Regions from separate parts of the Homo sapiens genome. Here region 1 is linked to region 2. Evidence: read pairs that join two places in POLR2A ChIA-PET (ENCODE). Cell type or tissue: PC-3. All regions are shown on one strand.

Region 1 (5,000 bases), 80 kb after region 2:
TTGGTTATTGTGTCTAGATTTGGATCTCTTTAAGTTTATCCTGTTTGGAGTAGCTTGTTAAATATATAGATTGTTTTATATCAAATTTGTGAAGTTTTTAGCCATTATTCTTCATATATCTTTTTTTGATAATTTTTCAACGTGGTAGATGCCTGAGGCAACGATAACAACTAGGGCAAAGTATCTGACCCAAAAAGTCCTTTGAAAAGTACCGTATCTCCTTTTCTTTTTTCTGTTTTCCTGGGACTTCTGTTATGTGACTATGTTGGTACATTGGTTTTGTAAGATGATCTCTTAGACTCTGTTCATTGTTTTTGTTTGTTTCTGTTACTTAGGTAGGATATGGTATCATTTGACTGATCTTCAAATTTGTTGATTCCTTCTTGTCTCAGCTCAAATCTGTTGAACTCCTCCTGGTGAATTTTTAATTTCAGTTATTGTATTTTTCATCTCCAGAATTTCTGTATGGTTCTTTTAAATATATTCTTTCTGTTTGTTGTTTTTCTCTATTTGGTGAGACATTGTTCTTACACTTTAATTCTTCAGAAATAGTTTTCTTTAGATCTTTCGACATATTTATATTAGTTGACTTGAAGTCTTCATTGAGTTAAGGCAATGTATAGGTGTCCTTAAAAATAGTTTTTGTTGACTGATTTTTATTTCCTTTGTATGGGCCATATTTTCTTGTTTCTTTGTCTCATCATTTGTTGTTGAAACTGGACACTTGAAATAATATATTGTGGCAACTCAGGAAATCATATTCTTTCCCCTCCCCAGATTTTTTGTTGTTGCTTTTTATTGTTTTTGTTGCTTATTTTGTTCTAGTGACTTTCCTGAAAGAATTCCTTAAAGTCTTTGTTCTTTGTTATATGTTGCCACTGAATTCTCTGGTTGGTTAGCTTAGCGGTGAGCTAATGATTGAACAGAGATTTCCTTAAACATGTTGAACCAGTAAGTCTCCCAGCCTCTACTGACTGGCTCTGTGTTTTGGGGGCATGCTTTCAGTGCTCTGAAAGGTGTTTTGCACCTCTGTCTTCCTTTTTACTTCCTGCTTGTTCAGAGTGTCAAAGTCAGCCAGTGGGGACATTAGAGGCTTCAGGGGTCTTTCCTGGGCCTGTGCATGTGCACAGCCTTGCACATATACGTGACCTCCCAGGTTCCCAGGAGTATGTCAGTGTTTTCAAAGTTTGCTGTGGACATCTCAATTTCTACCCCTCCTTCCCCCCACCTTTTTTTTTTCCTATTTTTGGTCAGCTTCTTTGCCCCAGTTGTTATTTCTGTCTTGGGTATCCGCCATGTTGAACAGTTGTCACTGGTTAGTTTTGATCATCGCCTCAGGGAAAAGGCCTCTAACATTGAACAAGCTCTAAGTCAGGTCAGATAAAGACAAGCCCTGCAACTGGGCTTGCAGGGATGTGCCAGATAGGTGGAATGATAGTTCTTTGGGAATGGGGACTTTTAGGGAGCTCCAGACTTGGGAACTTCAGCTCTTTCTAGTGGCTGCCAGGCTGCTGGTTTTCACACTTGCCATGATGATAAGTTGATTTGGACGGTTTTTGCCAATGTTTTCTTTGCTTCTTTGAAGCAGATTTTCAAGGGTCCTTATTCTGCCATTTTAAAGTGCTACTCTCCTGTTTTATGATCACAATATTTTCTCTTATCTCTTTGGAAGCACTAATGACATTTTTAAAAAAACTTTTTCTTTCTCTTTAAAATCTCTTCTGTCCTCCAAGTTTGGATTTTTAAGTATGTGTTTATGTTGATTTCTCTTTTTCATGCTAGAAGCTCTGAGTATATGGATGCAGCTTATTGACTGAGATTGCCGTGATTAAGTATTTGCTTCCAGGAAATTATTTAAAATTTATATATAAAATTTTCTAGGAAGGAACTAATTTGAACTAAATCTTATAGTAAAATAAATTCTAATTGGATTGAAGAGTTTAATATGGAAATTTAAATTCAGAAAAAATAGAGGAAGATGGTGGTTGTCAAACCAGTAAAGAAATTTATTTTAAATGGAAATCCAGAGATTTAAAATAAAACAATTTAGTGGCCTCAGAGGGTAATCATTAGTTATGTATTCAATGTCTTTGAATATATAAAACTCATCCTTTTAGATTTGTGTGAATCAGTAGGTCCCAAGAGAGACATTTTATATTTTTGTGCTCAGAGCTAGCAAACAAAAACCAGTCCTTTCATTCCTAAGGATGCTTTGTTGGTGTTAGACTGTCTCTTTAGGTGGTAACCTTGATAGGAGCTGTTGTAGCAGCATTAATGAGCAGAGAATGAGGGAGCTAGTGAGGCAGGAGAGTAAAAGCGGAGGGAATTCTGAATTAAGGTGGACATACTAGTAATAGTTATGTTTATAGTGTTCTCATACCTAGTTGTTCAGGCTTGCCAGGTCGTGGGTAATGTGACCACAGTGAGAATGCCTCACCACTGAGAAAGAATCTGCAGACTCGTACACAATTACCATTTAGAATGGTGAATACTCTCCCAGGAATGAAAGAAATACTTGCCTTCTTCCAGTAATTTCAGGAACAGCCAGACTAGAGGTATACCTTGGCTCTAACTTGCAGACTTGCAGACATGCTCACATCAGAGGGTGTGGTTGTGACACAATCAAGTAGTGCCTTAGTGAGGGCATGCCCTGGCAACCGGTGTCATGATATTATTTATGAGTTTGTCAAGCCATTGGAGATCTTTGTTACTTTTAAAAAGGGAAGATAATGGAAACATCATAAGAAACACAATCATGTAAGGCATCTTTCCAGTTCTTTAGTAACTGCTGGATTTGAAAGTGAGTTATAGTTTTATTCATATCTGGTCCTGAGGTGGCAATTGGAGTTTTATTCAGTGCCAGCTTTAACGAATGGGTAGTGGCTGCCTGGAATAGTTTTGAGAAGGATTCTGAGGGAACATCTGGGCTTGGTGGAAAGATGGCTTGAAAAGATTGTTGGTGTCTCCTATGGAATGGGGGGAGGCAGTGCATCAGGCTGGTTCATCCCCCTCATTTGCTGATGTGTAATTTTGTCCTCTCTGTTACTTAGAGCATAAGCTCCAGAGGGTAAGAACTCACTAGCTCGGTGTTGGGCACATAATGGGCACTCAAGTATTTTTGAGTGAATGAACAAATGAATGAACTAACACCAGAGCTTGTGTGAATACCTACAGTTTTCCAGAGTGAGGAGTTAGGTTCCAGCTGTCTAACATAGTGATGTAACTCTCCTGAGTGAGTGTCTGCATGGCATACATAGTGTTTGGTACAAATACCAAAAGAATGTAGCTCACATCTCTACCCCTAAGGAGCTTCCATTCGCTTGAGAAGAAAAGGCAAACATATTTGAAATGATGAGAGCTGGCAGGATAGGATGGTGTGTTAAAAAGCACTTAAAATGTCCCTAAAATTGAATGCACAGATACATTGCTTTGGAATCTCAACACTTACTCCAGTATACCTGTGAGAAAGCCTCTTTTTTCTTTCTTTTTTTTTTTTTGAGACGGAGTTTCGCTCTTGTTGCCCAGGCTGGAGTGCAGTGGCACGGTCTCGGCTCATTGCAGCCTCTGTCTCCCGGGTTCAAGCAATTCTCCTGCCTCAGCCTCCCTAGCAGCTGGGATTACAGGCACCCACCACCACACCCAGCTAATTTTTTGTATTTTTAGTAGAGATGGGATTTCACTATGTTGGCCAGGCTGGTCTCAAACTCCTGACCTCAGGCGATCCACCTGCTTCAGCCTCCCAAAGTGCTGGGATTACAGTAATGAGCCACCATGCCCGGCTCAAGAAAGCCTCTTTTTTCTTAACTTTTTCTACTAATTATGATTGCATTCTCCCACCTTTTCCTTTCATTTTTGGTGTCACTAGGATGGAATATTTAGACTGGTTAAGGAATTTTGCTTTAATTTAAATGCCAAGGTGAAATGATCCATTAATAGAAAATAAATGTAATACAGATTTTTTTTTAAGCTGAAGATTATCCAGTCACAGCATTTGTTTCTAGAGAAATCATTTATAGCATTTTTGGATTAAGCATGAATCACAGCAATAAGCACAAGCCTTTGTAACGTACTATTAGTGCATTTTGAAAAGCTCCATCCCAAGTTATTGATAGTCTGCGCTAAGAAAGAAAGAGGAGAAACACACACTTCTCATAAGATACACATTTTGTGTAGAGTAGTCAGTAATGTCAGAGAGCAGGGGCTCTGGATTACTACTCTCAGGGCTAGAATCTCCACCCCACACCTGTGTCACCTCAAGGAGATTAAATGAGATCTTTCAGATAGACTTCTAGGCCCATTCTTTACCCATAGTAAGTGCTCAGTTATTGTTGGCTATTGTTAATGTTATTGATTGAGTCACTGTTTTGTTACTAGGTGGGTCTGTACCATTGTTTTTTTTGATGGGGAGTGGGGATCAACTTCACATTAGCATTTTAATATAATTGGCTATGAGCAGTGATGGTTAATAGTTTGTTTACATTTTTCTTTCATACAGGTTGAATGTAATTTTTACAAAATTTGATGAAGTCCAGAAATCTGGAAACATGATACAATCTGCAAATGGTGAGTAGAAAAAGCAATCCCTACTTTTGCTTTTTCAGTTTTACATTCGCATCATTTATGTTATATGTGAAGAGCTGAATTAGGTAATTTAGTAAGAGTTTCTAAGTCTTAAAACTTAACCTCCATTCACCCAGTTTTCCAGGCCAGAAACAATGCAGTGAATCATCACTGACTTTCTTTCATAACCTGTATTGAATTTATTAGCGAATCCTGTTGGCTTTACTTTTAAAACTGCGTCCTGAATCCCAGGAACTCTCATCATCACTGCTGCTGTCTTCCTAGCACAAGCTGTCATGGTATTTTACCTGGGCTCTTGTGTTTCCCTCCTAAACAGTATCTTTTCTTCTACTGTTTCCCCATGCCTAAAGTCTGTTTTTCATATAGCAACCAGAGTAATCCTTTCAGAATACAAGTCGGGTGGTGTTAATCTTCTTCCT
Region 2 (5,000 bases):
ATTTCCAGCCCTGCCCTGGATCCAGGCAGGGGGATGTTCTAAGGATGGGGGGAGGGCAGGATTCCCTGCATACCTCTTACCCCTTAAGGTTCTGATCTATTCTCTGTCTTCTTCCTTTTTTTTCTTTTTTTGAAACAGAGTCTCGCCGCGTTGCCCAGGCTGGAGTGCAGTGGTGTGATCTCAGCTCACTGCAACCTCCGCCTTCCAGGTTCAGGCAATTCTCCTGCCTCAGCCTCCCAAGTAGCTGGGACTACAGGCTCGCACCACTGTGCCCGGCTAATTTTTATATTTTTAGTTGAGACAGGGTTTCACCATGCTGGCCAGGCTGGTCTTGAACTACTGACTTTGTGATCCGCCCGCCTCGGCCTCCCAAAGTGTTGGGATTACAGGTGTGAGCCACTGTGCCCAGCCCAGATCTATTCTCTTAAGACCACATCTTTCTTCCCTGGGATACTTTATTTTAGCCAGGATCAGCCAACTTGCTTGGTCATGCTACTTTGAGAAAAGTATGCTCAGAGCAGCTGGGAGAAAGCAGTGCGCTTCACAGTACATACTGCATGGGGGCTAAGTGTAGCTACTAACCTAGGCCTCAGGGGCTTCAACGTGCAGCTCTTCATATACAATGAAGGAGGAGGATTTATGCTCACAGGGCCCCAAAGCACAGGTGGATGTGGACACAATGGAAACACATTCATGCACACTCAGGACAGTTGTCTTTTTTTTTTTATTTTTAAATTCATATTGAACATAGTTTAGTTTAAGAAAACCTTATGCCAACGCATAGAGAAAAATCTGGTATGGCATATGCCAAACTATTAATAGTGTATTTTTTAAGGGGGGTGGAGAGAATTATAGGGATTACTACTTTGTAAGTTTTTTATTGTTGGAAAATTTTTAAATAATACATCTAGGATTTAAAATTTTTCTTTCTTTTTAAAGAACAGGGGCTAGGTGCAGTGTCTCACTCCTGTAATCCCAGCACTTTGGGAAGCTGAGGTGGGTGGATCACTTCAGGTCAGGCATTTGAGACCAGCCTGGCCAACACGGTGAAACCCCATCTCTATTAAAAATACAAAAATTAGCTGGGCGTGGTGGCGTGTGCCTGGAATCCCAGCTACTTGGGTGGCTGAGGCAGGAGAATTGCTTGAACTGGGAGGCTGAGGTTGCAGTGAGCCGAGATCATGCCACTGCATTCCAGCCTGGATGACAGAAGGAGACTATGTCTCAAAAAAAGAAAAAAAGAATAGGGTCCTCAAAAACGTCAAAGTACATGTCAGCTATGTTTGTATTATGTATGTGTTTGTTTCTTTCTGCCCATGTCTGTTATCTTTAACTAAAGGAGCAAGTAGAGTGGTCAGGTTGAGTGTGGCAGAATGGGAAGCCATCCAGAAGTCACTATTTTTTCCCCCAAGTAGCTGTGCTCTTGAGAAACCTTAAGTATCTTGGTTGAAAGACTTTTTTTTTTTTTTTTTGAGATGGAGTCTTGCTCTGTTGCTCAGGCTGGAGTGCTGTGGCACGATCTCGGCTCACTGCAACCGCCTCTGCCTCCTGGGTTCAAGCGATTCTCCTGGCTCAGTCTCCTGAGCAGCTGGGACTACAGGTACGCACGACCGTGCCCAGCTAATTTTGTATTTTTAGTAGAGATGGTGTTTCACCATGTTGGCCAGGATGGTCTCGATCTCTTGACCTCGTGATCTGCCCGCTTCGGCCTCCCAAAGTGCTGGGATAAAGGCAGTAGCCACCATGCCTGGCCAAAAGACTTATTTTTATAGACTGAGCTCTTGATTGCTTTCTATAAGGAAAATTGATCTGTTTTTTGTTTTTTCCTATCTCCAAAATTAGATATACCCTGTTTAGGGCAGGGGATGCGGTCCTAGAAATGGGAACGCTGGCAAAGGAGAGCAAGTATACTTAGTCTCTGTGGAGCTGTGTTCTAAATCTCACTTCGCAGTTGCTTTCTGTACCTGCACATCCTCTGAAATCATGACCTACCTCTGGCTATTCCATCTGTTGTTTTTTGTAACCTGCTGACAAATGCTCTCAAGCTACAGAGATGTCTTGAAAGCATTTTGTAATGTTGGGGCTTCCCCTCGTCAGTTTCTAGTTGGTGTTCTTCTTTCTCTTCTTTTATTTGAAGGTGACTCCAGCTATGTAAAATAGGCAATTTATAATTGAAAAGTTAACCTGGGACCAGACTGTTTGGGTTAGAATTCACACTCCTCCCTTTAGACCTTCCGTCACTAGCTGTGTGGTACTGGATAAGTTTCTTAATCTCTCCATAGTTTTTCTTCTGCAAAATGGGGACAGTGTTGATCCATAGGGTTGTCGTGAGGGTAAAAGAGTTCATGTGTAGAAAGTGGTTGACGTATCGTAAGTGCTGACATACAGTAAGTACTTGTTAGCTTTATGATCATTTTATAGCATCCAGTGTGATAGCCTTCTTTTGTTTCTTTGTGGTTGATCCAGCATTACAGCACTATCACTACTTGCCTTTGATGACCTGTTATGGATTTAAATTGTACCCAAACAGCCAAACAGTGGTAGAGAGGCCACAGAGGGATAAACAGTTTATTTGTCATTTTAAGAGACATTAGTTGAGGGTGCATTGGCTGAGTGTCTTTGCATTGTAATGGGTGAAGGCTACTGGGCCAGGTTTCTCAGTGTGTCAAAATGTGTACTAAAGTGGATTGTGTACTCCCACCTGGGTGACAGAGTGAGACCCTGTTTCCAGAAAAAAAAAAGAATTGTGGGGTACATACCCCACCATTTTTATTTTTTTTTAAATCTATTCTGGAAATAAGCAGTCATCTCTTTGTGAGGCATATCAGAATCATCTGGAGGCATTTAGCCTCCCTCTCCACCTTTCCTTAAAAACCAGGCTTAGATCATGTCTAAGTTTCAGGTAGTTGATTCTCACCCAGGCTGGAGTAAGGGAGAGACTTTAAGTCGCCATGTAAGCAGCTATTTGACTGTTTAAGTAATGGAATGCCCTACAAGTTTTTCAGTGTTGGAAGAAATTGCATCCAAAAGAGCATAAAACTGATCATAGAGAACGTCTTAGTCTGTTTCTGCTGCAGTAACCAAATAACCACAGACTGGGTGATTTATAAATAATAAAAATTTGGCCAGGTGCAGTGGCTCATGCCTGTAATCCCAGCACTTTGGGAGGCCGAGGTGGGAAGATCAGTTGAGCCCAGGAGTTTGAGACCAGTCTGGGCAACAAAGAAAGCAAGATGCCCATCTCCACAAAAATAAAAAATAAATGTATTTCTTACAGTTCTGGAGCCTGGAAGTCTAAGGTCAAGGTGCTGGTAGGTTGAGTGGTGAGGGCCTGGTCTTGGCTACCAGGATGATACCTTGTTGCTGCATCCTCTGGAAGGGACAAACGCTGTGTCCTCACATGGCAGAAGAGTGGAAGGGCAAAAAAGCGTCTAGCTAGTTCCTCCACCTGCCCTCCCCACGATTTTTTACATAAAGGTATTTCAGAAAAGACCCTAACACTTTCATAAAGTGTTAGTCTCATTCATGAGAGCTCTGCCCTCATGACTTAATCACCTCCCCAAAGCCTCAACTCTTGATGCTATCACACTAAGTTGCAGTTTCAACATAAATTTTGGAGGGGACACAAACATCCACACCATAGCAGTGAAGAACGAAAGAGAATACAAATGAGCAAGAACAGGAATGGACTTGAAAGGGGAGGTACTAGCTTTGATAAGTACTATATGGGTACTTGATGGGCATGCTATGAAAAAAGGGAGATGATTTTGCTTGAGTGAAGTCAAGAGTGAATTAGAAATGTTTGCTTTGCATATTTTGCCAAAATGGATAAGTGGCAGTGGGGATTGTAGAAAAGAAATGGTCTGAACATCATGAAGATAATCACCATGTATTTGATCTCCTGCTATGTGTCAGGTTTTTATATATGCATTATTCTTCAATTTTATCACAATTCCCAGAGGTTAGTTAGCTCTGGGACTCCTCCGGGTTAAGTAATAGTCTCTAAACCACATAGCATTTAACTGGAATTTGAATGGTCCTTCATGCAACCTCTGGCTAATAGGTATAACTTTGCTTTGTAATCACATTGTTTAGGGAGTATGGTAAGAAAAATAAAACAAGTCTTAGATTTCCTACTGGACTAATAGTAGGGGGTAGGTACATTTAAATTTTCAATGGAGGGAATAAAAGAAAAAGTTCAGCAGATGCTTGGAAGAGCAACAACGGTCCCTTATAGTAACTGGGCACTGGCTTGGTATTCGCAGATGAATAAGTGAAACACCTTTGGCTGGGCACGGTGGTTCATGCCTGTAATGCTAGCACTTTGGGAGGCTGAGGCGGGTGGATCACTTGAGGTCAGGAGTTTGAGGCCAGCCTTGCCAACATGGTGAAACCCCGTATCTACTAAAAATACAAAAATTAGCCAGGTGTGGTGGCAGGCACCTGTAGTCCCAGCTGCTTGGGAAGCTGAGGCAAGAGCATTGCTTTGAACCTGGGAGGCAGAGGTTGCAGAGAGCTGAGATCGCGCCACTGTACTCCAGCCAGGGCGACAGAGCAAGACTCTGTCTCAGTTAAAAAAAAAAAAAGGAAGAAAGAAAGAAAGAAAAGAAAAACACCTTTTGAAGGTGTAAGGATTTTAGGTGGACTAGCATTTTAACAGCCAGAAGAATAATTTTGACTACCTTAGAGCCAGTTTAGGAAGAAGACTTTCTCCCTCTCTCTCCCTCTCTCTCCCTTCCCCTTTCCCTTTCCCTTTCCTTTTCTCTTCCCTCCCTCCCTGCTTTCTGTCTTCCTGTCTTTGTTCCTTTCTGTCTTTCCCTCTTTTCTGCCTTTCTTTCTGTCTTTCTTTCTCTCTCTCCTCTCTTTCTTTCTCCCTCCCTTCTTTCCTTCCTTCCAAAAACATGTATCTTTCTTTCTCTCTCTTCCTCCTTCCCCCCTTCTTTTTCTCTCTTTTCCTTCCTTCCTTCCATCCATTCATCCATCCATCCATCTTTCTGTCT

Evidence for each region. Peaks named below come from ENCODE experiments on the same cell type or tissue, not always from the same donor. Only the 100,000 strongest peaks of a DNase experiment are listed, where the experiment ranks them.
Region 1: POLR2A ChIA-PET joins it to region 2 with 5 read pairs; 2 of 35 experiments call an interaction of 5 or more read pairs at or near these places.

The regions. Positions count from the first base shown.
Region 1 is chr2:121,502,730-121,507,729 of GRCh38, reverse strand. It overlaps CLASP1 (cytoplasmic linker associated protein 1), which reads left to right. Exons shown (of 41, transcript NM_001395891.1): 8 at 4,496-4,563. Among named protein-coding and RNA genes, the nearest start is that of CLASP1-AS1, 25 kb to the left of the region's middle. In PC-3, no CTCF peak of the experiment used is centred here; a DNase peak (open chromatin) is centred at 2,509; H3K4me3 peaks cover 230 bases; H3K27ac peaks cover 2,240 bases.
Region 2 is chr2:121,582,372-121,587,371 of GRCh38, reverse strand. All of the region lies in intron 2 of CLASP1 (cytoplasmic linker associated protein 1), which reads left to right. Among named protein-coding and RNA genes, the nearest start is that of RNU4ATAC, 54 kb to the right of the region's middle. In PC-3, no CTCF peak of the experiment used is centred here; no DNase peak of the experiment used is centred here.